2 separate regions of the Homo sapiens genome follow, and region 1 is linked to region 2. A link is an interaction called in ENCODE POLR2A ChIA-PET data of the cell type or tissue named here. Cell type or tissue: PC-9. All regions are shown on one strand. Links, peaks and the distances in the headings refer to the core of each region. The heading gives the core; the rest is flanking DNA. Region 1 overlaps DIP2C (disco interacting protein 2 homolog C). Region 2 overlaps DIP2C (disco interacting protein 2 homolog C).

Region 1 (15,067 bases), core at 6,468-14,467, 70 kb before region 2:
ACAGTGTTTAGTAATACAAATATAAGATCATATATTTTCTTTCATTCAATTTTTATACAGCTGGAAATGTATCTGTAATATACATACCTAGAAAGAAAATGGAGCATCACAAAGCACATATACTTAAATTTTTAAGAAGACCTAAATATCCTCCCAAAATAACATACTTTGCATTCCCACTAACAGAACAGGAGTATTATTTTCTCATCTACTAGAAAAGCACCTCACACTGGCTGTATTGTGTTGTGGTTATATATTTAATGACCTATTCTGCACAGCAACCCTGTGGAGATGGGTGCAGCACCATGACCCTCCCTGTTTAGCAGACAGGGGCAGGGGCGAGGAGGGCTGAGTGCTACCCAAAGCCACTGCTGTGGAGTGGAGCCAGCGCCAATCTCAGTCTGGCTTCAGAATCTGTGCATCTGACCACAGCGCCAAGCTGCTCAGCAGTGCCCATCTCTGCACTCTTGCCAACACTTAAAATGCTTCCCAATTTGTTCAGTAAAACACCATTTGTTGGTCCAATTTGTGTTCCCTGTATTATTGAGAAACTTAGATGATATTTATCTCCATCAACACCTTGCTAAGAAGTAAAAATCCCAAGTAGGTAGATGAGGTGAGGAAGGGAAGAAACAGTCCCCATAGGCAGAATTCGAGGGGGTTTAAAAAACATCCACCTTAATAATCAATATCAGTACATTAAAAAATGGCTAATAAAGGTATCCGCCCATTCATCAACTTCCAAACTCAGTTCCCATGTGAAATGGTGTTCAAGACCAAACAGCTTTGTGTGTCTCATGAAGAATATGGATTCCAGGAGGGACCATCTCAGTGATCTCCAGGAATGTAAGGAGGCAGAGTCCTCTCTTGGAGATATGGAAGGAGCAAAATACGTACCTGTGTATACAATACCACGATGACGTGCAAAAGGGAAACAAAATAAAACTAAAGGACAACAGAGTCTGGATGTTTTGTTGCCTGCAGATCTCACGTTGAAATGTGACGTCCAACAATGCAGGTGGGCCTGTTCTCGCAGTAACACGAGAGTTCTCACTTTATGAGTTCACGTGGGATCTAGTTGTTTAGAATAGAGCTGGGCACCTCCTCTCTCTCTCTCTTGCTCGCTCAATCTCTCACCATGTGACATGCAGGCTCCCACTTTGCCTTCTGCCATGATCATAAGCTTCCTGAGGCCTCACCAGGAGCTGAGTAGATGCTGGAGCCATGCTTCTCTTACAGCCTACAGAACTGTGAGCCAAAATAAACCTCTTTTCCTTATAGATTACCCAGTCTCACACATTCCTTTATAACAATGCAAACACACCAACAAAAAGGAAAGAAGCAGGCCAGACCTTGCAATGTGGCCTCACGAGGAATGTACACTATGGCTTCCATTGAACCATTTGCACCACTGACTTGTCATAGCATTTCCAGCCTCTGGAAAGCATTCCATAAGCCTTGCCCGCATAACACCTTGAAGTAGCAGCTCCTATAAATTTCATGAACACATCTGCAGTTTGCTACTCCTGACCACAAGCAGAGCCAGGCCAGGCTTGGGACATTCACACAAAACAAACACATCAAGTAGTGAACAAGCCTCACAGCCTCCAGTTCTAGGGCTTAACAGAGAGCCACACTGCACCTGCACAGCTTCAGTGCCGCTCATCATTTGCTGAATCCCTTAAGCAAGTGAGTCAACAAGGTCTTTCATTTTTTTTATCTTATACGGGCGATCTCCAATGTAGTATTCCTCAGCTTAGCAACAACGGCACATTTAGAGAAGAAAGAGTTAAGCTGCAGGCCCCTCCTCCCCAGCAATCTTTACACAGCATTTCTATGCAACGGACCACACACAAAACACGCCTGCAGTCATGTAACGGCGGTAACATTTGTTGAATTCTTACTATGTACCAGGCGTGCTTTCAAGCTCTGTGTGTGTATGAACCCACTCAATGCTCACACGGGCCTCTGACGTAGCTAACTGCTGTGATTCTCATCTACAGACGAGGAATCCTCAAGGTGAAGCCCTGCCCACATGACAAAGCAGGCGCGAGAGCAGCGAGATGGGGACCCAGGCCGACCTCGGCCCCCGACAGAGCCGGCAGGGAGAAGGACCCAGGCCCACCTCGGCCCCCGACGGAGCCGGCAGGGAGAAGGACCCAGGCCCACCTCGGCCCCCGACGGAGCCGGCACAGAGCAAGAATGAGGTGGTGCTCATCCCACACACGACGTTCCCTGTGCTGGCGTCGAAGCACCTGCACAACGTTGCTTCTTTGGGAACACGCATTCCGGTTCCAGACAAAATGCGAAGTTACCAGGAAGCCTGTTTGAGAGTGGGGTTGGGAGGGGGGGTCTTCCCTTCTGAACTGGCAGCCAGAACCCCGAGGAAGTGTCTTTTTTTTTTTTTTTTTAAACAGGGCAGCTACTCTGGTCTTGAATCACCATTCACCACCAAAGGTTTCTCTTTTAGATGGACGTAAATCAGCCCTGATGAAGGTGCCGGGGCAGCCACACAACGCACACAGAACACAGAACATCTCCTCTGCTTTCTTTCCTCTCTGGGCCACTCTTTTTCACAGCAGCAGAATGAACTAATAAATTCACAGTACTGGTAAAAATGCCCTTTAAAGGACAGGAGCAGTTAAGCTTGTGAACTCATTTCAGCAGAAATAATATTTTCAGGAAACACGCACCGCGAGGGGAAATTCAGTGAAAAATGTGCATGTACCTTTTTCGATGTTTAGCGTGACACAGACTTTCAAAAACACAACAGATAAGTGAGATTGCGATTTTTAATAGGAAAAGATACAATGTAAAAGCAGCCAATATATTAAGTTATGAGTTGATTTAATGTAATATTCTTCCTTTTCTCTAACAGGAGCAATGCATGCCCACTAAAAACAGCCCATTTTACAAGCTGCACAGCACGGAAAGTGAGCTGCCCATCTTTACTGCCTCACCCACCCTGTGCAGCGCAGTTTTTTTTTTTTTTTTGCACTGAATATACTATTTACAGATACTTAATTTTTTGTTACCAAAAACGGGATCACACTATATAAACTTTTTTACAAACTCTTTCTCATAAGCCTTGGCCACCTTTCTATTTCCAGGGGAGGTTATGGGCTGGAACTGGGGGGGACCCCGTGGGGAGGCCCCTCCTCTGCCATCTTCCCGCTGCACCTCCTTTGCCAAAACCAACTTCTCATCATCTAATTCACCACAAAACAGAACACACTGTAAAACGCACGTGGTTGGGTGAAATTAAACAGGAAACTTGGTTTGCTATTCGATGCTACCTAACTCTCATGGTCTGGGTCACGTGATTTTCATCTCGAAACTACTCTGTAGTTAGAGAATTGCAAAATTTTATCCCTCTTTTTAGATAAAATGACACAGTTTATCTTGCGTTCTCTTACATGCGGGATTATGGAACTCTGGGTCTGACTTTTCCGAGCAGTGGGAAGTGCTCACTTCGGATCCACTTTGGCTCAGGGCTGTGCTGACGTTTTCTCCGCTGTCACTCATCCAGGCACCATCAGCACCCAGTGGGCATCAGACAGCACCCTTCTCCCTGCGGACACGTCTTCTTTGATTTTTCTCCCAGCTAACTTCGAGCTTGGATACTTTCAAAAACTAGAAGATGGTTGTGGTGACAAGGGGGTATTTTATCTTTTCTGGAATTATTGTTTCATTGTTTTATATGATTTTTGCATTTTCATTACTAAAATATCAGGGTATCCAAATAGTACTTTGTAGTTACAAAGCTAAAAATTATGTTTTTCAGTTCAATAAACATTTCACAACGTAGCTTTAAGAAAATCAAGTCTATCATCTACATTCTAGAGATGGTAACAGAGTCAGATGGCAGGAGATTTAGGGGATACTTGTAGCCAGGAAACAGTTTCCTGGTTTTCGCCTTGCAATTTGTCCTTTAAAAAATGTCTGATGAGTTTAGGCACCACAAGCCCCTATTTCCCCAATATTTTTCTACTCTAAAACTAACATCGGGAGAAAAGAAAACACAAAATATAACAGGACAGTGACAGTTTTAAAGAGAAAAAAATACTTTAAATGCCTAGGTGAAAATACAGTTCACGTAGCAAGACTGAGCAGACTTCACTAGAGAACGTGATTTCCTGCCACCACTTGGCTGACACACATGAACACGAAGGTGAAAACAGACACACATGAAGGCACACACATCAACACAAACACGAAAACAGGCATACACAGGTGAAGACAGACATGAAGGCATGCATGCATGAACAGGCATGCATAAAGACACGTGAACACAAACATGCCTAGACAAAGACATGCATACATGTGAACACAGACATGCATAAAGACACGTGAACACACATGCACAAAGACACATGTGAACACATGCAGACACGTGAACACAAACATGCAGACATGTGAACGCAGACATAGACACACATGAACAGACATGCATAAAGACACACGAACACAGACATGCATAAAGACACACATGAACAGATATGCCTAGGCACACATGAACAGACATGCATACACACATGAACAGATATGCACAGACACGTGAACAGACATGCATAAAGACACATGTGAACACATGCCTAGACACGTGAACACACATGCCTAGACACCCATGGACATGCATAAAGACACAAATGAACAGACATGCACAGATGTGAACAGACATGCATAGACACATGTGAACAGACATGCCTAGACACACGTGAACACAGACATGCATAAAGACACGGACACAGACATGCGTGAGGACAGGCGAGTCACCAGCCCTTGTCCCTTCAAAGTCTCCGACTCATGTTTTTAAAGACTCTCAACCTCCCTAAAATGAGTGCTGGTCATTCTTTTTTGGAGACTGGCCTTTCTGTGAGGGGAGAACCAATGGCATAAGCTCTGGCAGTGACCTGCCTGCAGCGCTGGGCAACCTGACAGAGGGCACAGCACCTGCGGCCCAGGCGCCAGCCTGCTCCCACATACCCATCGCCAGGGCTGCTGCTGGCTCCCGAGTGCCACGCCCCCCCCCCCCCCCCCCACAACCCCTGACAGCTGCTGCTGGCTTCTGTACGCCCTGCCCCGCTACCCCACCCCAACCCCTTCCCCATCACTAGGGCTGCTGCTGCTCCCGGAAGTGCCCGTGCATCCTGCGTATTTATCAAGCGGGATACTGGAGGTTCCATTGATCCTGTGAGCCCCAGAACTTTCCGACATGCTCTGTTTTGCATGACAGACATTCTATGTTGCTTGCAAGAGTGATATGAAGATACTCCACAGCCAGTGGGCTGTGGGCATCCCTGTCAGACCTGGGGCTCTTGAAGGCCCTGGACCTTGACGCCTGGAAGACTGACTCATAGCCCAGATGTCCATGCTTGGCCCTGCTGGCACCTGCAGCCACTGGGTGGCTTTCTTGTGAGTGCCTCAGCTTCTGATTTATCTACTTTTTTGTTTTCTTTTTTGCAGAAGAGAATCACTAAGTGATACATATTCCAGAGAGGGCCAAAATTCTACAAATAGTAAGCAAATGCATCTGCAATTTTATTTGCATTCTACTGCAGATAATCGTTATCCTTTTTAAATTAAGTGGACTGAAAGCCAAGCAACCAACCAGCTGCAACTCAGCACCTGGAAGTTCAGTCTCTGCTTTGATACCAGGAGCAGGGGCTGTCCCTGGAAGATGGTTAACACGCAGAAGAGGCTGTCCCTGGAAGATGGTTAACGTGCAGAAGAGGCTGTCCCTGGATGATGGTTAACAGGCAGAAAAGGCTGTCCCTGGAAGATGGTTAACGTGCAGAAGAGGATGTCCCTAGAAGATGGTTAACACGCAGAAGAGGCTGTCCCTGGATGATGGTTAACGCACAGAAGAGGCTGTCCCTGGAAGATGGTTAACACGCAGAAGAGGCTGTCCCTGGAAGACGGTTAAAGCGCAGAAGAGGCTGTCCCTGGAAGATGGTTAACGTGCAGAAGAGGCTGTCCCTGGATGATGGTTAACGCACAGAAGAGGCTGTCCCTGGAAAATGGTTAACGTGCAGAAGAGGCTCTCCCTGGATGATGGTTAAGACGAAGAAGAGGCTGTCCCTGGAAGATGGTTAACGTGCAGAAGAGGCTGTCCCTGGATGATGGTTAACACGCAGAAGAGGCTGTCCCTGGAAGATGGTTAACGTGCAGAAGAGGCTGTCCCTGGAAGATGGTTAACGCGCAGAAGAGGCTGTCCCTGGATGATGGTTAATGCGCAGAAGAGGCTGTCCCTGGATGATGTTTAACACGCAGAAGAGGCTGTCCCTGGATGATGGTTAACAGGCAGAAGAGGCTGTCCCTGGATGATGGTTAACACGCAGGACACAAATGCTTAGATCACAACACAGAGGAAACGGCCATCCTCGAACCCATCCAAACAGGCATAATCCGTCCTCTACAGACCCTTCTCTGCAACAAAACAGGGGAATGTAGCAGCCGAACACTTGTCTTTCTTCTTTAAAAAACATAAGGAGTAAATAAAATGAGATCGCTGTACTGCCTCCCACATTGGACGTGACGACCTTTAAGAAGGCATTCATTTTGTTCTCATGCCAAAACCTACAGGGAAGCCTTGCCAGACCTCACTTAGTACAGCTTTACGGAATGTACGAAAGCCGTTTTTCACTTAATAACCTGGCCTCTGACCACTCCTACATGGGAAATTCACCTCAAGTTTTAAGACAGAATACACTTGAGTTCACAGGCACTGGCTCATTTTCCAAAAACACGCATCTGTCCCAACCTTTCTGTGGCACACAACTGAAACCCCCGCACAGAGGGAAGTTTCCCTTCTGTTCACACATTCAGAAAACAATGCAGAGAGGGATGTGTTGGTGGAAACGCAAGTACGAGTGCTGCTTTCATCAAATTTATTCAAAAGTAACTTAAACATCAGGGTAACGAAAGGTACAGGTTCTAAGGACCAGCATTGGCTTCTCTCCTAAAGATTTTCACCACTGAGATAGAGTTGCTGCCTAATTCATCTCAGGAAATTAGGGAGTCCAACTGCAATGGCCAATTATACAGATTATTCTTTCTTACAGCATCAGCACTGAACGGTTTAAATATGCATCATATGCATGATAACGACATAAAAAGACAGTCTTAATGAGACTGAGTGATGGAGGGGCAGGGAGAACCGGCATGGGGACACTGCGGGCTGCTTCTAGTTTTCAGGACACTGTCATTTCTAATTCAACCTGGAATGCTAAAATTGTACCTTTAATCCTTTTCGGTCCTTCGGTGTGTTGAGCCCAATCACGCCAATCAGAAAAGTGGCACACCAGAGAAGACCACTGAAGCCAGCTCCAGGGAGGTGGCTCTGGAGAGGGGCTGCTGTAACCCATGGTGGGCCGTGTCCAGAGACCACTCCTCCAGACACTGCACGGGAGCAGGCCGCAGCCGACCTGACATGCGTGCCCACGTGCAACACCAGGCAAGACAGTGGGAGGGAGACACGTCCTGCTCTTGTTATTTCTGTCTGTGTCCTGGTCAATGCCTGCCCTTCCACAGTTCTGCCTGCAATAATTTAAAAACCACACACTGCTCTGGGAAGCCTGTTGCAAGCAGGTCTCCTGCACTCACTCTACACTCCAGAGCTCACCCCACAGGAAAGGAATGGTCCTTCTCTTCCCCACCACTGGGAGTATTGCCGTGGACATGCTGCCCCAAGAGCCCCACACCACACCTCCTCTCTCTTGCCACACCTTCCCTCTGGACCAGCCTTGGATGGGCCGTTGACAGCCGACACAACTTCTCTGCAGGAGCCTGTTCTCCTACAACAGCATATTTAGGCCGTCAGTGGCACCTACGTTGACCAAGGAAAATGAAAACAAAACCCCAAACCCACAGACGGCTCCACTTAGGTAAAATGTCAAGTGTGTGCGTATCACACAGGAAGAGGTTTGGGCTTTACTTCTGGTGCATGACATGAGATTGTCAGAGCAAAGTGCACTCTGAATTTACCTACTTTAAATTTCACTTTCATTCACTCAAAAAATATGTATTAGGCATCAACTATACACCAGAGACAGACAATGAAAAAATAAATATACCAGTAAATCCCACAGCACATGGAAGTCGGTAACACTACAAGAAAAGCAGGCTGATGAAAACAGACCCTATCCCACCCCAGAAGAAACCAGAGATTGGTACACGCACATGGAAATTGGAGTAAATTCCAAGGACACGGTATTACGATTCCATGCGCCTCTAGACAGTTCCACTTATTAAGGAATTACCGTGAAACTGCAGAGAGCGATAAATGTTTTTTAATGAATGAATCTAGGCTGTTCAAAAGAATCTGTTCCAGCACATAAAAACAGAAATAAACTCATCTTGAAAGGTTAGGTCCCGTTTTCACCCTCACCCTCAGCATCAACTGTTAGGATTTCCTGATCTCCCTTCGCTGCTGAATTAGGACTGTCTCTAGGTTATCTACGTAAATCAACATGACCCAGTACCTCCGGATGGCCACAGTGAGGGCCTCTGGCGAGCTGGCACAAGGACAGATGACCTCCTGTCGAAGGCCTTTACTTTGGAAGACATTGAGAAATGCATCGCAAGAAGAAATAGACCCTAGAGTGAAAGAGGGACAATGATCAGACAGCTGAAGCACTGTGATTGATTACAAAATCCCACCATAGAAAATAGTTCCGAAGGTGGGATTCAGGCACAAGTGGATCTAGGCAGCGTGGAAAAATATTTAATACAATTTATTATTTATGTTACACTGAAAGTGGTTATTCTCAAACAGAACTCAAGAATTTAAAGAATGCAACCTCCACATTTATGACACCTTTTCTGACAGATGAACTTACTTTAGTAACTTTTCTGAGACTTGTTCCACCATTTTCAGTACAGAAGTTCCAAGACAGGGGTAAATCTAAACCAAATGAAGAAAACTTTCCTCTCTATTAATTTAAATGATGAGGTCGAGGCACAATTATCAAGAACATATCAGCTAAACTATCTCCAAATATAGATATACTTTTCTTTATGCAAGATGTATTGTTTTGTACTTATGGGTTAAAACCAATTGTTCATTAAATTAGCTCAGGATTTATGAAATTCTATAAGTGAAGACTGTTTATAAAACCTGTTTATGAGTCTGCTTTTGTATATCAGGCATTAAAGGAGTTTATGCTGCTTTAGTTTACAAACATGAACGTTGCATGTTTCATAAATGTGGTCAGATACCTTTAATTTCACTTTGCTTCTGAAGCTTTATGTACTTTTTTCACAAAAGCATGCTAGCTAGGTTCTTGTTTCAGTTGGCTGAAATATTTCTCAAGGTGTATTTATAGTATTCTGTGGAGCTGCTAATTTACTTTAACTGGGTATTTTTGTTACAGGATGTGATAACGCAATTACATTTAAAACGACAAATTAATTTACTGATCAAGAAAACTACTATACACCAAAAAGTACTAGCAGTCAAGTATTTCTTGAATATTTCCTTATTACCTGCTTAGGGCTTACTTCACTTCATCCTCATGAAAATTTATGACTTAAGCACCGTTTTACAGCCGGGGAAACAGGGTCAGCAAAGGAACTTTCTCTACAGAATCAAGACATCCTCTGAATCCCAGGGCTGTGGAGTCTACAAATGCCTGTCCTTATTATGCCATCGTACCTCTTGGCCCGAGTGAGTGATTACTGTTTGGTGATTTTAAGACAATTTCTTTACTAAGATAAGGATTAGAAAAAGAAAAATCAAAGTGCAAAGAATGAAACCTGGGGAAAAAATAAAAAAGACTTCACAGCCTGCCTGCCTCACGAAAAAAAAAAAAAAAAGACTCCACAGCCCGCCTGCCTCACGAGATCACACGCTCCTCACTTACAGGGGTTCGCGCCGTCCGCCACTATCAGCATTCGCAGAGAGGAGAGGTTGATGTCTCTCTGATCTCTGTGTGCTACTAATGCCCAATGCATATCCCTCGATTTCACACACGCCACTTTTGCTAAAAAGAAAAATAGAAATAAGTTAACATGTGCCACCGTCAGATCGTCCCCTATTGCAAAAGAGAGATCATTGTGAGTAGTGGGGAAGGGTGAAGAATCACTGGTCACCCAGCCCCCACAAACCTTTTTTTTTTTTTTTTTTTTTTTTTTTTGTGATCTTGGCTCACCGCAACCTCCTTCTCCTGGGTTCAAGATTTCTCCTGCCTCAACCTCCCGAGTAGCTGGGATTATAGGCATGCGCCATCAGGCCTGGCTAATTTTTGTATTATTAGTAGAAACGGGGTTTCTCCATATTGGCCCGGGTGGTCTGGAACTCCTGACCTCAGGTGATCCACCTGCTTTGGCCTCCTAAAGCGCTGGGATTACAGGTGTGAGCCACTGCGCCCGGCGAGACCCACCTTTGTACTGGCAGACCTTCTGGATCCAGGAGAGAGGGTTCACCTTCATCAGCGAGTACGGGATGCTGATCACATGCATCATGTTCATGACGCTCTGCAATCAACAAAGGAACACGCAGGGTGAGCATGGAGGGGCACGCAGAGGAGCAGCTCTCACCCAGTGGCATGGACACTAGGCCGCACGGGCAGGGGGGAGCTCTCAGGGAGCGCTGCAGACACCATGCACACAGGCCCCTGGAGGCTCCTCAGGGTGGGGCTGGCAGGGATGGCAAATACAGAGGGGCATAGTGGAGGAGCAGCTCTCAGTGAGTGCCATGGACACCAGACTGCACAGGCCCCCAGGGAAGGAGGAGGAGAAGCAGCTCTCAGGGAGCGCCGCGGACACCAGGCTGCACGGGCCAGGAGGAGCAGCAGTTCTCAAGGAGCACCACAGACACCAGGCTGCAAGGGCCCGGAAGAGCAGCAGGTCTCAGAGAGTGCCACGGACACCAGGCTGCACGGGCCCTGAGGAGAAGCAGCTCTCAGGGAGCGCCACGGACACCAGGCTGCACGGGCTGGGAGGAGAAGCAGCTCTCATGGAGCACCGTGGACGCCAGGCTGCACGGGACCCGAGGATCAGCAGCTCTCAGGGAGCACCACGGACACCGGGCTGCACAGGCCTGGAGGAGGAGCGGTCGCACAGGACCCTGGAGGCTCCTCAGTGTGGGAATGGCAGGGATGGCTGGTCTGCATGAATGTGACACGGTAGGGTCTGGGTGTAATCCTTTAAAACATGTCCATGAAAAGCGACTTCCCAAGGTCTCCCTCGAACTCCACTGCTTTCCCTAAACTACTCCTGACAGAATTAAGTAATTTAAGTCCAAATCTTTTTAAGACGAAACCTTTGGTGAAACAGATCGTCATTTTCAACAGCCTTTCGTATCCTCAAAGCCTAATTCTTCCCGGTGTGTTATGCTAACTTTTATTTCACAGAACCCATCTTGAGAACCGCACACTGCTCTGAATCGCAGGGCTAGGGGAAGCTCGGATTCTGGCTCTGGCCGGGCCTTGCTGCGGCAGATTACTACTTCTGACAAAAATAAACTGGGAAACACTGGCTAGTACCTGCACGCTGCTGCACACAGAGGCTGGGACTCACACCTACAGGGGCGGCAGCAACACACCTGCCTCACACCGCAGCAGTCAGACCAGGCACCACCTGGCAGGCTGTGTGGCGGGCTAGGATTCTTGCAGTCTTGTAGGCTACGGGGTGGGGGCAGACGAGAGGGCAGAGACCCCTCTGCCACTGGCTCGATTTGGGAAGCTCCAGATGAAAGCAAAAAAGCATGTGCCTTCACTCCCCAGAGCTCTGCCGACTCCCCGCCACTCTGCTGGGGGAGGTAAGGGTGTCTCAAAAGATGCTGCTGCCTGCTCAGAGACCTCGCTTTAGATGTGACAGTGGAGAGACTCGCACCTGCCAGGGCTGCCAGCTGTACCCCGGAGCACGGAGCAGGCAGGCTGGCACCACCAGCGGGAGCTCCTCAGAGAGGCGGCCCCGCGACGAGGCCTCGAAAGCAGGGCTGTGTGGACAACGTCACAGCCGGAAAGTTGGGTGTTCTAATGACGAGAGTGACTAACGGCACCAGTGATGTAGCTGTCTGTTCTTTGGGACCTGATCATTGAATCACATGCGTCAAACGTGTAGGTGGAGTGAGTGCTTCAACTTTAGGCCACAGAATTCTCACACCGGCCACGTCAAATAGGATCGTCGTTCCATTCACAGACAGAAAAACTGAGGTTTGGATTTGAGAAGGGACTTGGACGCACGTCTGACATGCCTGAGTCACAAAGCTAAGAAAGGAAAGGCTGAGACACAAGCCCAGGTCCTCCAATCCCAAAGCAGGGGCTCCCACTGCACCAGCACATAACGGTGCTGGGAACAAGCTGCTCCATCTTATCCCAGGTCCTTCAATCCCAAAGCAGGGGCTCCCCACTGCACCAGCACACAGTGGTGCTGGGAACACGCTGCTCCATCTTATCCCCCAACAGCATCCAGACTTGAGAGACGACCTGTGTGTAACACGGAAAGAAGCCAGCCGGGCTGCTCTGCAGCCACAGATATTTGGTCTAGGAAATGCTTGCCGGCTCCTCTTCACATGAATTCTGGTTCGCCAAGAAACGGCGAATACAGGAATTCCTGTATTCATATGCCCATCACTCATGTGACAACTCCTAGAATTTTCTACCTCCAAAAGGTAAGAAGCTTCAGCGTAAGAAATTATTCAAAAGAAAAATGAGTGAAAATTACCACATATGAAACAGATGGGGGGAGCGTCTAAGCAGTCATGCTCCACGTAGCTTTTAAGGGCCAGGCCCACCTTAAACAAATAACAAGGCTACTTCCCCACGAAAAGTGCCCAAGCCCGGCACGTCATCCAGGGCACTCGTGACTGTGAGACAGTCGTTTCCCTACAACACACACAGACTGCCATCCTCAAGGGCAAATCTGGAAACTACTTTCCCCCGCAGAGTAACACAATAGCAGGCCCCACCGACTCAACAAACAGAAACATCCAGCTAACCAGATGTACGGGACAGTAGCCCACACACGAACCAACCTTTGACGTTATTCTAAGATACTGAATGCCAAAAGTGCGGGAAGAAAGATAATGATCTCCACGTGAGCCCTGGAAGGCTGTTTTCGGCAGCTGTAACCTCAATCCACGTGTCCAAGACCCTCACACCAGTGGCTGCTGACACAACTGGCTTTGTGGTGCAGTTGTGAACCACGTTAGTGGACAACCTCGGTCTTCTAACAGTGACGATTTTCTGCTTCACAGTGTGGCAGGAAGCAGCTTGCACAAGTGAAACGTAGGCAAATCTAGGCATTTGTATTCCTACACCCAGCACACTCCTGTGTGGACAGACAGTGAGGGGAGGGGACTCCTGTGTGGACAGGCAGTGCGGGCGGCGGGGGGGCGACTCCTGTGTGGACAGACAGTGAGGGGAGGGGACTCCTGTGTGGACAGGCAGGGCGGGGTGGGGGGCGACTCCTGTGTGGACAGGCAGGGTGGGAGGGAGACTCCTGTGTGGACAGACAGTGTGGGGAGGGGACTCCTGTGTGGACAGACAGTATGGGGAGGGGGACTCCTGTGTGGACAGGCAGGGCAGGGTGGGGGACTCCTTTGTGGACAGACACGGCCGGGGGGACCTCACTTACTGTCAGGATGCCATGCCAGAGCCCGACGTCCTTCTTGAAATCCAGCACATTCACAATGGTTTCAGCTGCACAACAGAGGGAGTCAGGAGATTTTTACTTAGGACAGGGCGGCAACAGATCAAAATGCAAACAAAATCCAATATTGCATCAGGGGAAATAACAGATCTTGGGAAAATATCATTTTGCCGTATCTTGGTGGAAATTCTGTAGACTCCAAGTAGGCCGGTTTGAGTGCCGGCCACCCTGGAGTTTCTCGACAGATATCCTGACACATGAGTGAGCAGCGTTAGCTCTCCACACTGCACCTTAAAACGCAGCGTTCCTTCTCCTTTTATATATTTCCCCCTCTCTGCCTTTTTCTTTAAAAGATTTCTTTTCACTTCCTCATGAGTCTCCCAGGAAAGGAAGCTTTGCAGCTGGCATGCCCTCTGCGCACAGAGGAGGAAGTGGATTTTTGGCAACACAGGGGCCTACACAGCTCTACTGCAAGTCTCCAAGGTTGGAGCTGCAATAAAAAAAGGAGGCACTGCAATTTGGAAGACGGGGAGGACAATCTATTCAATGACTATGGGGGAGGGCTCTAAAAAGGTGCTAAAAGCTCGTGCTTGATGAGGTTTACCATCACAGAGCATGCTGGCCCTGAACAGACCTAGCTTTCTCCCGAAGTCACCTGGCCAGCCAAGGTCAGCAGCTGCCTGCAGGTGACTCAGTCTCACCTCCCCTTCCAAAGGCTAAAGTGTGGAGGATAATAGACAGGAGGCTTTCACAATAAATGGCCAAAAGTAAACAACCTAAGTTCCTTTTGAAAGTAGTGAAGTAAAGAGCGAACGTATCATTCCCTCCCCAACCTCCACAAGCGTGACCACCCTGGACCTTGGAGGCGCAGGGGGCAGTGCGTCCCCAGGTGTGAAAACTCCATGGCCAAACATCAGAATACCCACGAGACACACACGCTGTTTTTAAAAGGGAGATTATGAGGATGGGCAGATAATAAAAATAGTAGAAAAAGAAAAGTGTTTCATTCCACAGCGGAGCGGCAGATGCCACCACGGCTTCGTGAAGTTCCAGAAAGAGACGCCAGGCAGGGGTGCACGCCGCAGCGGTGCCCTGTCAGGAGCCTGGTCAAGGGGATGTCAGGGAGCCTCAGGGGGTCTCCGGAGGGGGTCTCAAGGGGCCTTGGGGCATCCTAAGGGATCTCAGGGACATGGGGGGGTTCTCTGGAGTCTCAAGGGGCCTCGGGGCATCCCAAGGGATCTCAGGGCCACGGGGATTCTCTGGGGGTTCTCTGGGGTCTCAAGGGGCCTCGGGCCATCCCAAGGGATCTCAGGGGCATGGGGGTTCTCTGGGGGTTCTCTGAGGTCTCAAGGGGCCTTGGGGCATCCCAAGGGATCTCAGGGGCATGGGGGTTCTCTGGGGTCTCAAAGGGCCTCAGGGCATCCCAAGGGATCTCAGGGGCATGGGGGTTCTCAAGGGGTCTCAAAGGGCC
Region 2 (15,067 bases), core at 2,727-10,726:
GTGGGGCAGCAGGACCCGCTCACTCCCATCAATACTCAGGATCACATGCAGTGGGGCAGCAGGACCCACTCACCCGTCGATAATCAGGATCACACACAGTGGGGCAGCAGGACCCACTCATCCCTGTCTATACTCAGGATCACACACAGTGGGGCAGCAGGACCCAATCACCCCCATTGATATTCAGGATCACACACAGTGGGGCAGCAGGACCCGCTCACTCCCACTGATGCTCAGGATCACACACAGTAGGGCAGCAGGACCCACTCATCCCCGTCTATACTCAGGATCACACACAGTGGGGCAGCAGGACCCGCTCACTCCCGTCGATACTCAGGATCACACACAGTGCGGCAGCAGGACCCACTCATTCCCATTAATAATCAGGATCACACACAGTGGGGCAGCAGGACCCACTCATCCCTGTCTATACTCAGGATCACACACAGTGGGGCAGCAGGACCCAATCACCCCCGTTGATATTCAGGATCACACACAGTGGGGCAGCAGGACCCGCTCACTCCCACTGATGCTCAGGATCACACACAGTAGGGCAGCAGGACCCACTCATCCCCGTCTATACTCAGGATCACACACAGTGGGGCAGCAGGACCCACTCATCCCCATCTATACTCAGGATCACACACAGTGGGGCAGCAGGACCCGCTCACTCCCGTCGATACTCAGGATCACACACAGTGCGGCAGCAGGACCCACTCATTCCCGTCAATAATCAGGATCACACACAGTGGGGCAGCAGGACCCACTCATCCCTGTCTATACTCAGGATCACACACAGTGGGTCAGCAGGACCCACTCACCCCATTGATATTCAGGATCACACACAGTGGGGCAGCAGGACCCACTCACTCCCGTCGATACTCAGGATCACACGCAGTGGGGCAGCAGGACCCACTCACCCCTGTCGATAATCAGGATCACTCACAGTGGGGCAGCAGGACCCACTCATCCCCGTCTATACTCAGGATCACACACAGTGGGGCAGCAGGACCCGCTCACTCCCGTTGATACTCAGGATCACACACAGTGGGGCAGCAGGACCCGCTCACTCCCGTTGATACTCAGGATCACACACAGTGGGGCAAGCAGGACCCACTCACTCCCGTCGATACTCAGGATCACACACAGTGGGGCAAGCAGGACCCACTCACCCCTGTCGATATTCAGGATCACACACAGTGGGGCAGCAGGACCCGCTCACTCCCATCAATACTCATGATCACACACAGTGGGGCAGCAGGACCCACTCACCCCTGTCGATACTCAGGATCACACACAGTGGGGCAGCAGGACCCACTCATCCTCATCTATACTCAGGATCACACACAGTGGGGCAGCAGGACCTGCTCACTCCCGTCGATACTCAGGATCACACACAGTGGGGCAGAAGGACCCACTCATCCTCATCTATACTCAGGATCACACACAGTGGGGCAGCAGGACCTGCTCACTCCCGTCGATACTCAGGATCACACACAGTGGGGCAGAAGGACCCACTCATCCTCATCTATACTCAGGATCACACACAGTGGGGCAGCAGGACCTGCTCACTCCCGTCGATACTCAGGATCACACACAGTGCGGCAGCAGGACCCACTCATCCCTGTTGATACTCAGGATCATATACACTGGGGCAGCAGGACCCACTCACCCCTGTCAATACTCAGGATCACATACAGTGGGGCAGCAAGACCCACTCACCCCCGTCGATACTCAGCGGCATCCTTTACCACTTAAGGGACTTTCAAGCTCATCTTGTGTAACAAAAGTCGACTTCTCCACCTCCCCATACAAAGGCAAGATGTTATTTAGGCAAACAAAATTAACGATCAAGTAAAGAAATGCTTACAATTTTCTCTTCTGAGAAAATTTGTTTTTAGTGACTGCGGCTATCAAGGCACACACTTGCATATTATACATAATACTGCTTGTGGCCAAAGTCACGGTACTTTCCTACTCTTAAATAATTTATCAAGAGTCCTGAAAAGTGAGTATCTTAAAGAGAAAAGTGGTATGTGGCTTACTCCAGGCTAAGGAGTGAGTAAGGCAGCCTATTCTTGTGAAATATGTGATTTTTCTACAGGAAGGGGAATATCACACTCTGGGGACTGTGGTGGGGTCGGGGGAGGGGGGAGGGATAGCAGTGGGAGATATACCTAATGATAGATGACACGTTGGTGGGTGCAGCGCACCAGCATGGCACATGTATACATATGTAACTAACCTGCACAATGTGCACATGTACCCTAAAACTTAAAGTATAATTAAAAAAAAAAAAAAAAGAAGTAAACACATTCAGTTACCTAATTCCATGAAGAAAATATTAATAAACTATTAATAAAAACACATACACACACACAACTACAGTCATGTGCCAAATAAAGATGTTTCAGTCAACAACAACAAAAAAAAAAAAAAAAGAAAATCTGAGAACAAGATATCATTGTGAGATTGTTATCTCCAGGAAGGAGTGAAATGGGTGCTGGGAAATTGAGGGAGCCTTGGAACAGGAATCTCACCATCTCGAATGGGGAATCCAGCAAATGGGAAAACAGTCGCTCTGATTCACGGACGTTTCTGAAAGCTTCACGTCCACTCCATGTTGCATTTGAATGACTTTTCTCCTTGTGATGTGGACCCGACACAAGAGAGGTCCCACGTAGACATTCGGCATTTGTCAGGGTCTGGCACCGTGGCTCACTTCCACAGATTTAACATGTTTATGTATAAATTACAATGGTCCCGTGTTGCATTTGAATGACTTTTCTTCTTGTGATGTGGACCCGACACAAGAGAGGTCCCACGTAGACATTTGGCACTTGTCAGGATCTGGCACCTTGACTCACTTCTACAGATTTAAGATGTTTACGTATCAATTACAATGGCTCAACTGTATAAAAGCTGGTATCAGTTATGGATCAATTCCCTTATTTCTCTCTTGGGCCACACTTCCTGCTTCTGCAGAACATATCACTTGGCTGCAACACACAATGTTGACATTGAAAATAAAAAAGACTGTATAAAAATGATGCAGAGAATTCTTCTGAAAGGCCACTGGGACACACACTTTGTTGGTGATCAGCTGTCTACTAGCAGCAGCAAGAGAGACAGAGCTCCACGCATGAGCAGCCACAGCACCTGGGTCTGTGACCCACACCAAGACCCCCAGGGTGACGACAGGCCAACCAACAGCCTTGGAAAGTACACTTCCTTCCCAGAAGAGCTTCCCAAGAGAAAACAGAAACACTGATAATTGCAGGCATTTCCATGACTGGTCTGGAACAATGAAACCACTCACCTCCAACAAGGAACACATCTTGTTTCAACTGAGGCAACTAAAAAGACGAAGGAAATAGCACAAAAGCCAGGTTGGTTCTGTCACTTACACACACACAGACATGTACAGGTCTGTATGTGCGTACATGTATGTATATGTCCATATGTGTGGGTATAAAATATACTGTCTATGCCTCAATAACGGCATCGTCTAAATTCAGCCTGTGAGTTCCTCAGGGCCAGGGAGGGAGTCTCAAAGCCCATCTCTGCAGCACCGGGCTGTGCTCCCCAGCCCCTGCCTGTGGGCGGTGACTGGTGAAGCAACAAACCCTCCCAGCCCTGTTCCTTCTACACCACATCCGGAACAGGCGTACGTACACCTGGTATAGAAAGCTCCCACAGCCTGAACAGATCATTCGATTCTAAGTCAGGTTAACCTAATCTCTGCAGTGCAGTCCTACAAACAGATTTTCAAAAAGTTACCAAACCACCACCTCAAACCTCAACACTTTGTCTACTTGGAAAGAGGACGTGGGACTGGGATTTACTCGGCCACCAAAACACTCACAGGGTATTATCCTATCGCCCTTCAGTGCCCAGAATAATCATGTGGTCTCTCGCAGTAAAAACAAAACCACAACCACCGCAACCCAGCTTTTCTTCAAGTTGTAGGGAGTTTTACAGCCTCTTTCTATGTGGTCTTTCTTTTTGCCCCAAACTGGATATTCTTTTTACTTTCTCCTTATTTCCTGACTATAATTTAATCAATGTAATTAAAGTGCTTGTGTTAGAAGCAATTTTACTTAAAAAGAATTGAAAGAACTACATCAAAATATTAACAGTAGCCATTTCAGGATGACAAGATGACAACGTATTGTTTTTTGTTCATTCTCTTCAACATTTGCGAAGTTTTCTGCCTTGAGTGTAACCACTTTTGCCATCAGAGGTTACATATAGTGCTTGATGGAATGAGGCCATAGAGCACACACACCACCCTCTAACACAAAGCAATCATGTGGGGAAGGATGGAGACACAGGAAAGGTACATCTTGAAGAAATGCGGGTTTTTTTCCATAAAGGCAAAAGACATTTTAAGAAATGTTTGCACCATACACAAGTCTGCTACATTTGGTCAAAAAACTGAGAAAACAGTAACAGAAGAATACTTCTGCCCACAAGGAGACCAGCACACCCAGCTCAGGGCGACACAAGGAGACCAGCACACCCAGCTCGGGGCGACTCCAGACGAGGACAGAGAGTGGTTTCCTCACAGCTGACCCACAGGATCGGGTAACACGAGCAGGAGGGAAGCATGGGGACCACAAAGATGTCAGACTGTGGACTGCACAGCAGAAGACAGCAACACAAACCAGTGGAGTCACTAAAAACAATTGCAAAAAGATGTCTACATTCTGCTTTAACCGGAAATCAGTGGCACAGTGACACTTCAAAACATCCATAAACAGCACCCTGAAGATTCCGTCAGACTCTACATGGAACAATGTTAAGGCAAATAATGATAACGGGATAGCGCTAAGGGGTCTTCTCAGTGCAGACCCTTAGAGCGCGCACTAACCCCATCATCAAAACACGGCAAACACGTGGAAAAAGGACAACCTGCCCAGGGGTGAAGAGCAGCTTCTGAAGCACGCAGTGTAATTATGAGTGACTAAAGTGAGTCAGAATCTACCTCCATGTGCTAAGTTGTTGCTGTGTTTAATAATCCCAGTCCAACTCAAAATATCCAAGCCAGAAAGGAGCATCCGGCCACTAACATCTACAATAGCGATTAAATGGACAGCGCTTTGTCGAAAGACCTTTCACAACGTGACACCTAGAGGGAAGCGAAGCAACCAAGCCACGATGGCCCCCTGGTTCCTCTCGCTGCTCCTCCTGGGTCCTCAGCACAGCCGGGTGGCTCTGCTGGTGCCCTCCTGCAGAGAAAACACCACACACCGCTACTGAGGAGGTCTCTTATGACATCCAGCTTAAAAGGCCGCATGTCCACTGGCCAGTGGCCCAAATCCCACAGGTGAGGCGAGAGAAGAGGGATAGACTTGACCACAGGGCACGGGGCAGGATGGACCCATCTCCCTTGAGAGCCAACGCCAGCGGATCACCGGGAGGCCTGGCCAGTCTGAGGCCCCAGTGCGAGGAAGGGGGCAGTGTTGGATTAACACACAGTGCTGGAAAGGGTATGAGCTGAGAACAAAGACGTTTACAGAGCTCTGCATAAAACCCAGATCACTGTGAGAAGAGCTCATAAGATGAAGAACTTTTAGGAAAATATAACATGGGTAAACAGGTTGCTACAAAACAAATATTCCCTTGAAAACACAATATCCTTTTCATAAAATGAGCTGATAAATGAAATCTAGCAGCTGTGCAGCATCAGAAATCCATTACAGCATCTGATCAAGCGTCCTCCAAAGCCTTAATTACAAATGCCCTGAATACAGTTTTACCCGGCCACATGAATGAGACACCAGATGAGAGGCCGTGGAATGGAAACAATGAGAAACAGAAATCTCTCGGGTGAAGGTACCAGGCAGGATTGCAGCGGAGTCAACAGACATGTGTGCAAACATCACGAGAGTAACAAGATTTGCTGGTCATGCTGGACATACAGTGTCAAAGACTCCAGCAAATGCCTGAAATACAAATGCTTAAAACGATAGGAGAAAATAATCTGGAGGCTCAGCAGTCAGGACAGAGGGCAGTGATTGTCTAGTATTTTTAAGTATCTTTGAGGAAGAGCACTGAAAGTGGTCAAGGATACTTCCACTTAGGGAGAGGCTAGGAAGTGACGGCTTAAAATTTCACGTAAATGGAAGATGATTCTAGTTTGGGATCCTAAAGCAGCATTAACGTGTTATCAAAGCAAAGAGAAAAGAAGCAGATGCATAAATACTGAATGAGAAAGGAATGAGGGAATGTAACAGGTACAGCTGGACTCAGGGCTGTCAGGGCAAACACAGCACAGGGGCTCCAAGGAGACCACGCTGCCTGCAGCCATCTCAGGCAGGGAGGGATATTGCTGGAGAAGCTCCTACAAAGCTGTCGGAGCTGGGGGTGAGCTGCTGGCTGCCATGCAACACAGAGGCCAGAGACCCCAGCAGCAGCAGGACCTGCTAGAGCCTCTGTGCACAGCCCTGAGACTAAGAAGTGAAACCACTGTCCTCACATGCCTCTGTCACACTTCACAAACACAACTCAACAGAATTTGCAGGACTCAGATCCATGGTTTCTGAAGAAGGCAATAAAGGGTGAATTTGGAGCTGAGAGGCAATAAATTGATAGAGGTGCATTTGGTGACTCCAAAAGAGGCAGATCTTTCTCGTTTTTTCTGCTGTGGCTGCTAACAGTTCATTCCCTTTAGGCCTTTCACTCTAAGAACCCAGAAGCACCCATCTATTAAGAGAAGGGCTTATTCAGGATCAGCTTCATGCAGCATTGAATAAATCACTATTGCTAGTGAAGAGTTTGTTGGTACTACTTACATTTATAGTGTTAGATAAATTGGTTAACTAAAATACATTTAACAGCGTTTCTTAAAGTACTAAAAAGGGATAAAATACTAAAAATACTAAAAAGGGATAAAGTACTAAAAAGGGGATAAAAATGTCAGCACCCCTCAAACCCCTCAGAGAAAGAGGTAGTATACAAATGCACCCTGTATGCTTGATGTCATTATTGCAATGAGATATTCAGGGATAAAAGCATCAGCACCTATCAAACCCCTCAGAGAAAGAGGTAGTATACAAATGCACCATCTATGCTTGATGTCATTATTGCAATGAGATATTCGGGGATAAAAACATCAGCACCCTTCGAACCCCTCAGAGAAAGAGGTAGTATACAAATGCACCATCTATGCTTGATGTCATTATTGCAATGAGATACTCAGGGATAAAAACATCAGCACCCCTCAGAGAAAGAGGTAGTATACAAACGCACCCTCTATGCTCGATGTCATTATTGCAATGAGATATTCGGGGGATAAAAACATGAGCACCCCTGGAACCCTCAGAGAAAGAGGTAGTATACAAATGCGCCCTTTATGCTTGAAGTCATTATTGCTGTTACTAGTATTCTAGATTACTATGTATATCCACAGCTTTAAATCTTTAGAAAAACCCATACCCTTCACTTCCATCTTTTGAAGTCATAAATCACAATCCATTTCCTAGAGCTCCTGCCATTTGCACCAAGCTCACAGCATTACACAGTGAGCACACACACAGCCTGGGGCTGCTGTCCAATGGCAAAGACAACCATGAGTCAACAGAAGAGAATGTTCCTCCAAGGTAGATACGTGGCTTCACAGCAGCAGAGCAGGAAGACGTAGGTTCGGGAGCCAGGCCGCACCGGTTCAAACCCCAGCTCCTCTGTGACCTTGGGCAAGTTGCTTAACCTATTTGCACCCCCATTTCCCTGGGTGCAAATCAGGAACAGTGAGTCCCTGCCTGAGGAGTGGCCCATGAGGAGTAAATGAGATGAAAACACTCTGCAGTGAGTCCCTGCCTGAGGGGAGACCGTGAGGAATAAATGAGATGAAAACACTGCAGTGAGTCCCTGCCTGAGGGGAGACCGTGAGGAGTAAATGAGATGAAAACACTCTGCAGTGAGTCCCTGCCTGAGGGGAGACCGTGAGGAGTAAATGAGATGAAAACACTCTGCAGTGAGTCCCTGCCTGAGGGGAGACCGTGAGGAGCAAATGAGATGAAAACACTCTGCAGTGAGTCCCTGCCTGAGGGGAGGCCGTGAGGAGCAAATGAGATGAAAACACTCTGCAGTGAGTCCCTGCCTGAGGGGAGGCCGTGAGGAGCAAATGAGATGAAAACACTCTGCAGTGAGTCCCTGCCTGAGGGGAGACCGTGAGGAATAAATGAGATGAAAACACTCTGCAGTGAGTCCCTGCCTGAGGGGAGACCGTGAGGAATAAATGAGATGAAAACACTCTGCAGTGAGTCCCTGCCTGAGGGGAGGCCGTGAGGAGTAAATGAGATGAAAACACTCTGCAGTGAGTCCCTGCCTGAGGGGAGGCCGTGAGGAGTAAATGAGATGAAAACACTCTGCAGTGAGTCCCTGCCTGAGGGGAGGCCGTGAGGAGTAAATGAGATGAAAACACTCTGCAGTGAGTCCCTGCCTGAGGGGAGGCCGTGAGGAGCAAATGAGATGAAAACACTCTGCAGTGAGTCCCTGCCTGAGGGGAGACTGTGAGGAATAAATGAGATGAAAACACTCTGCAGTGAGTCCCTGCCTGAGGGGAGACTGTGAGGAATAAATGAGATGAAAACACTCTGCAGTGAGTCCCTGCCTGAGGGGAGGCCGTGAGGAGTAAATGAGATGAAAACACTCTGCAGTGAGTCCCTGCCTGAGGGGAGACTGTGAGGAGTAAATGAGATGAAAACACTCTGCAGTGAGTCCCTGCCTGAGGGGAGGCCGTGAGGAGTAAATGAGATGAAAACACTCTGCAGTGAGTCCCTGCCTGAGGGGAGGCCATGAGGAGTAAATGAGATGAAAACACTCTGCAGTGAGTCCCTGCCTGAGGGGAGGCCGTGAGGAGTAAATGAGATGAGAACACTCTGCAGTGAGTCCCTGCCTGAGGGGAGGCTGTGAGGAGTAAATGAGATGAAAACACTCTGCAGTGAGTCCCTGCCTGAGGGGAGACTGTGAGGAGTAAATGAGTGACTGAATCAAAGCACTCACAGCGGAGCTGCCTCCTGGTGATTAAAACACTCTGCAAGTGCAAGAGCTTAAGATGCTCCTCCTGGTTAGTGTGACCCAAGTCTGGAAAGAGGACAGAGAAGAAAGCCAAGCCTGGGAGAAGCCAAAACTGTGCAAGAGGCCAGACGAGACAGGCTGCATGGAATTCCACCTGTCCACGGCCACCGTTTGTCTCCACTACACAGGGCCATCTGTGTTCCCTCCCTTTTGTCTCCACTACATAGGGCCATCTGTGTTCCCTTCCACGACGATTTTTGTTCCACCGTTTCGTTCTTTGGTAAACTGCACACAAAAGCAGAGGTGTGGAGAGTTGTGCAAAATGGTCAAGACAGAGTGAAGGCAAGAAGATTTTATTTTATCCTCACTCATTCCTTCTCTAAGTCTTTTCTTCATGTGGACTGGATTCTCTGACCTGCCATGTCCAGGCTATTGATGGGCCCAGCAAAAACATACTTCATTTCTCTTACAGTGTTTATTTCTAGCATTGCCTTTTGATTCCTAGATTTTCCATCTCTCTGCTCACATATCCACCTCCAATTACGGCACAATGGTTTGAGGTTATAATCTCAATTCTTTGACAGATCTAGGAGGAGTTGCTTATTTTCGGTTTGTACAGCTTTTTGCTCAAGAGGACAAGCGTGATGACTTCCAAGCTCCTTAGGTGCTGGACTGGAAGCTACAAGTCTATGCATCTCCTATTTTATTTTATTCTTTTTATTATTGTCTCACTTCTCCCTTCTGTGGACTTAATTTTTTCTAACATGTTAAGATAAATGCTTATTTCTTCAGTTTCCAAGATGTCTTCTGACTTAATATAAAGATTTTAGTCTATAAATTCAAGTACCATTTCCACAGCATCTCACAAATTTTGATTCATCATTTTTCACCTGAAATACAACAGCCCCCTAACCTGTTTCTGCCTTCAGTCAGGAACCCAATCCAATGAAACCAATCTATCCTATATATTTCTGCTACATTGATATGTCCAAAATTCCCTCTTTAGAAATGACGAGGCACAGATAGCAAGATTAAATTCTTTTTTTTCTTTTTAGAGGCAGGGTCTCACTCTGTCACCCAGAGTGGGGTGCAGTGATGTGACAACAGCTCACTGCAGCCTCCAGCTCCTAGGTTGAAGTGATCCTTCCACCTCAGCCCCCTGGGTAGCTGGGACCACAGGTGTGTGGCCACCACACCCGGCTAGTCTTTCATCGTTTGTAGAGATGGGCTCTGACTTTGTCACCCAGGCTGGTCTCGAACTCCTGTCTTCAAGCTCTCCTCCACCTCGGCCTCCCAAAGTGCTGGCATTACAGGCGTGAGCCACTGCACCTGGCCAAAAGTCACTTTCTGTAGTGTGGGACATCTTTATGCTGCGTCCTCAGCTGTGCCTGTGGCCTCTCCTCCCACAGCTGCGGCCCCAGAGCAGCACGTGATGGGGACTGTCTGCAGGTCTGGCAACAGTCCCACCCACACCATCCAGCATGAGAGCCGCCCAGCCACCCGCCCGAAAGTGCAGTGATGAAGCAGGAGGATGATTTTATATATCATCTTAACACATTTAAATGTAAAAGGCCCCACAAGGCTACTGCCCTCATACTGGACAGGGCAGCTCCCACCAGACAGAGCCTGTCACCTCCTCTGGGGACATCACAGTGGCTACACAGTCCTACTTGGCCGCACTGTAGGCCGCCTTCTCTCCTAGCATCATTCTGATGTAAATAAGGAAGTAACACTATGTGTATTGGAATCAATGAGAAAATTGAGTTGTTCAGAGAGAACACAGGTCACAGGACAGGAACCTCATCAAAATCAGTAAATCCAGACTGACTCAGGAAAGATAAACCTTCTCAGTCTAGAAAATTAAACTTCGGCATAGAGGAGGAACTTATACGGTGACCCCCATGATGGCAGATGACCCCGTGACAGCAAGGAGGATGCCCTCTACATTCCTGCCTCACCGGCAGCGCGTGACAGAGTGCTTGGAACCTGTGACGGCAAGGATGCCCTCTACATTCCTGCGTCACCGGCAGCGTGTGACGGAGTGCTCAGAACCCGTGACGGCAAGGAGGATGTCCTCTACATTCCTGCCTCACTGGCAGCACACAGCAGAGTGCTCGGAACCCCGTGACAGCAAGGAGGATGTCCTCTACATTCCTGCCTCACCAGCAGCGCATGGCAGAGTGCTCGGAACCCATGACAGCAAGGAGGATATCCTCTACATTCCTGCCTCACCGGCAGCACATGGCAGAGTGCTCGGCACCCCGTGACGGCAAGGAGGATGCCCTCTACATTCCTGACTCACCGGCAGGGCACAGCAGAGTGCTCGGAACCCAGAATCACCTGCACATTTGCTGAAAGAATACTAGAACACAAGTCTATTTCCAAAACTGACACTAAACTATCCTCAGCATAAAATCCGCCTCAAGGATGGGTTCAGAAGCACAAGTTTCCAGTTTACCTCTCAACTTTTTCAAAAAAAAAAAAAAAAAAGCTTTAAAAATCTAACAATAGTTCTCAAACTCTTTGACCCAAAGAGCACTTTAAAGACTGTTGAAAACCTTAAAAAGCTTTTGCCAGTGGGGCTAATATTTTGATATTTGTGGCATTAGAAAGTAAATCAAAACTTTTTAAAAAACAAGATGTCACAGTCACAGAATCCACTGGCTCTCAGAACCCTCCCCCACCCCCAAACAGACAGCCAGCCTTGGAAAAACCCACTGTGCACTCAGGAGACAAAGAGTCAACAGGAGACATGGCCGTGTCATTCTGGAAAGCACAACACTGCAGACATCCCTGGGAGGGTCTCGAACCCCTGAGGGTCCCTGGGCTCTGTTGGAAGCTTGCTGTCCCAGAGGACACGGGACCGGGACATTCTACTGCAAAGGAGGGGCAAGGCTGAAGTCAGATGCTGATCCCTGAGAGGGCAGCCCAAGCCATGCATGCTCACACATGGAAGTTCTTAGTTCATCAAAAGACACAGCAGTAGCTCCACCCACATCACAGAATGGCCTGCTGCACATGGGTTCTAGTATCTTCCTCTCAGTCACATCAGGGAACCACATGCTGCACGTGGGCTCTAGGATCTTCCACAGCCACATCAGGGAACAGTGTCCTTCATCTGGGCTCTAGGGTCTTCCTCCCAGTCACATCAGGGAACGGCGTGCTGCACGTGGGCTCTAGGATCTTCCCACAATCACATCAGGGAACGGCGTGCTGCACGTGGGCTCTGGGATCTTCCTCCCAGTCACATCAGGGAACCACCTGCTGCACGTGAGCTCTAGGACCTTCCCACAGCCACATCAGGGAACTGCGTGCTGCACGTAGGCTCTAGGATCTTCCTCTCACAGTCACATCAGGGAACCACCTGCTGCACGTGAGCTCTAGGACCTTCCCAGTCACATCAGGGAACCAACCACCTGCTGCACGTGAGCTCTAGGACCTTCCCACAGTCACATCAGGGAACCACCTGCTGCACGTGAGCTCTAGTATCTTCCCACAGCCACATCAGGGAACCGCGTGCTGCACATGAGCTCTAGTATCTTCCTCCCACAGTCACATCAAGGGATCGCGTGCTGCACGTGGGCTCTAGGATCTTCCTCTCACAGTCACATCAGGGAACGGCATGCTGCACATGAGCTCTAGGATCTTCCTCTCCCAGTCTTGGGTGGAATGGGCACAACACAAGTCTCCAGGTTTTCTTTTCCAGAGTTGTTGGTTGGGGAAAAAAAGGTGATAACTAAAGCTAGAATCTAAGCTCTAACTGAGAGTTTATCAAGTAAAGGTAATGAAGTGCTTAAAATCGACTCCAATACATTCTAGGTGCTCAATAAATGCCAGCTCATTCACTTACTTCCCAAATCAAGCTCAAGTTCCAAAAGAAAGCTATTTATAAAGAGAAGATATGTACTATGATGAAGAGCTTTCATAAGAATTCATTACAAAGTAAGGTCATGGGTTTAGAAATGAAATGAGAAAATACATCCAGTAGAGGTTAAATGGCTGAGTAGATTAATTATTAACTAGGTCAATTATGTAAGCAATAACAAAATTATTTCTGGGCTGCTAAAATTCAGTCATTGATGGGGAGAATGGAACAAGTTGGAAAACACTCTTCAGGATATTATCCAGGAGAACTTCCCCAACCAACCAAGACAGGCCCACATTCAAATTGAGAAATACAGAGAATATCACGAAGATACTCCTTGAGAAAAGCAACCCCAAGACACATAATTGTCAGATTCACCAAGATTAAAATGAAGGAAAAAATGTTAAGGGCAGCCAGAGAGAAAGGTAGGGTTACCCACAAAGGGAAGCTCATCAGACTAACAGCGGATCTCTCTGCAGAAACCCGACATGCCAGAAGAGAGTGGGGGCCAATATTCAACATTCTTAAAGAATTTTCAACCCAGAATTTCCTATCCAGCCAAACTAAGCTTTGTAAGTGAAGGAGAAATATAATCATTTACAGACAAGCAGATGCTGAGAGATTCTGTCACCACCAGGTCTGCCTTACAAGAGCTCCTGAAGGAAGCACTAAATATGGAGACGAAAAACTGGTACCAGCCACTGCAAAAACATAACAAATTGTAAAGACCACTGACACTGTGAAGAAACTGCATCAACTAATGGGCAAAATAACCAGCTAGCATCATAATGACAGGATCGAATTCACACATAACAATATTAACCTTAAATGTAAATGGGCTAAATGCCCCCATTAAAAGACACAGACTGGCAAACTGGATAGAGTCAAGACCCGTTGGTGTGCTGTATTCAGGAGACCTATCTCATGTGCAAAGACACACATAGGCTCAAAATAAAGGATGGAGGAATATTTACAAAGCAAAAAAAGCATGAGTTGCAATCCTGGTCTCTGATAAAACATACTTTAAACCAACAAAGATCAAAAAAGACAAAGAAGGGCATTACACAATGGCAAAGGGATCAATACAACAAGAAGGGCCAACTATCCTAAATATATACATACCCAATACAGGAGCACCCAGATTCATAAAGCAAGTTCTTAGATACCTACCAAGAGACTTAGACTCCCACACAGTAACAGTGGGAGGCTTTAACACCCCAACGTCAGTATTAGACAGATTGAGACAGAAAATTAACAAGGATATTCAGGACTTGAACTCAGCTCTGGGCCAAGCGGACCTAATAGACATCTACAAAACTCTCCACCCCAAATCAATAGGATATACCTTCTTCTCAGCACCAAATTGCACCTATTCTAAAACTGACCACATAATTGGAAGTAAAACACTCAACAAATGCAAAAGGATGGAAATCATAACAAACAGTCTCTCAGACTACAGTGCAATCAAATTAGAACTCACAGTTAAGAAACTCACTCAAAACTGCACAAATACATGGAAACTGAACAACCTGCTCCTGAATGACTACTGGGTAAATAATGAAATTAAGGCAGAAATAAATAAGTTCTTTGAAACCAATGAGAACAAAAGACAATGTACCAGAATCTCTGGGACACAGATAAAGAGGTGTGTAGAGGGAAATTTATAGCACTAAATGCCCACAAGAAAAAGCAGGAAAGATCTAAAATCGATACCCTAACATCATAATTAAAAGAACTAGAGAAGAAAGAGCAAACAAATTCAAAAGCTAGCAGAAGACAAGAAATAACTAAGATCAGAGCAGAAATGAAGGAGACAGAGACACGAAAAACTCTTCAAAAAAATCAATGAATCCAGGAGCTGGTTTTTGGAAAAGATCAACAAAATAGATAGACCACTAGCCAGACAAAGAAGAAAAGAGAGAAGAATCAAATAGACACAATAAGAAATGATAAAGGGGATATCACCACTGATCCCACAGAAATACAAACTACCAGAGAATACTGTAAACATCTCTATGCAAATAAACTAGAAAATCTAGAAGAAATGGATAAATTCCAGGACACATACACCCTCTCAAGACTAAACCAGGTAGAAGCTGAATCCCTGAATAGACCAATAACAAGTTCTGAAATTGAGGCAGGAATTAATAGCCTACCAACCAAAAAAAGTCCAGGACC

What was found. Peaks named below come from ENCODE experiments on the same cell type or tissue, not always from the same donor. Only the 100,000 strongest peaks of a DNase experiment are listed, where the experiment ranks them.
Region 1: POLR2A ChIA-PET joins it to region 2 with 16 read pairs; 2 of 35 experiments call an interaction of 5 or more read pairs at or near these places.

What each region holds. Positions count from the first base shown.
Region 1 is chr10:374,164-389,230 of GRCh38, forward strand. It overlaps DIP2C (disco interacting protein 2 homolog C), which reads right to left. Exons shown (of 37, transcript NM_014974.3): 14 at 13,582-13,646; 15 at 10,383-10,476; 16 at 9,864-9,983; 17 at 8,484-8,598. Among named protein-coding and RNA genes, the nearest start is that of ZMYND11, 250 kb to the left of the region's middle. In PC-9, for the core only: no CTCF peak of the experiment used is centred there; no DNase peak of the experiment used is centred there; H3K27me3 peaks cover 5,082 bases.
Region 2 is chr10:447,496-462,562 of GRCh38, forward strand. All of the region lies in intron 3 of DIP2C (disco interacting protein 2 homolog C), which reads right to left. Among named protein-coding and RNA genes, the nearest start is that of DIP2C-AS2, 170 kb to the right of the region's middle. In PC-9, for the core only: no CTCF peak of the experiment used is centred there; a DNase peak (open chromatin) is centred at 7,576; H3K27me3 peaks cover 4,639 bases.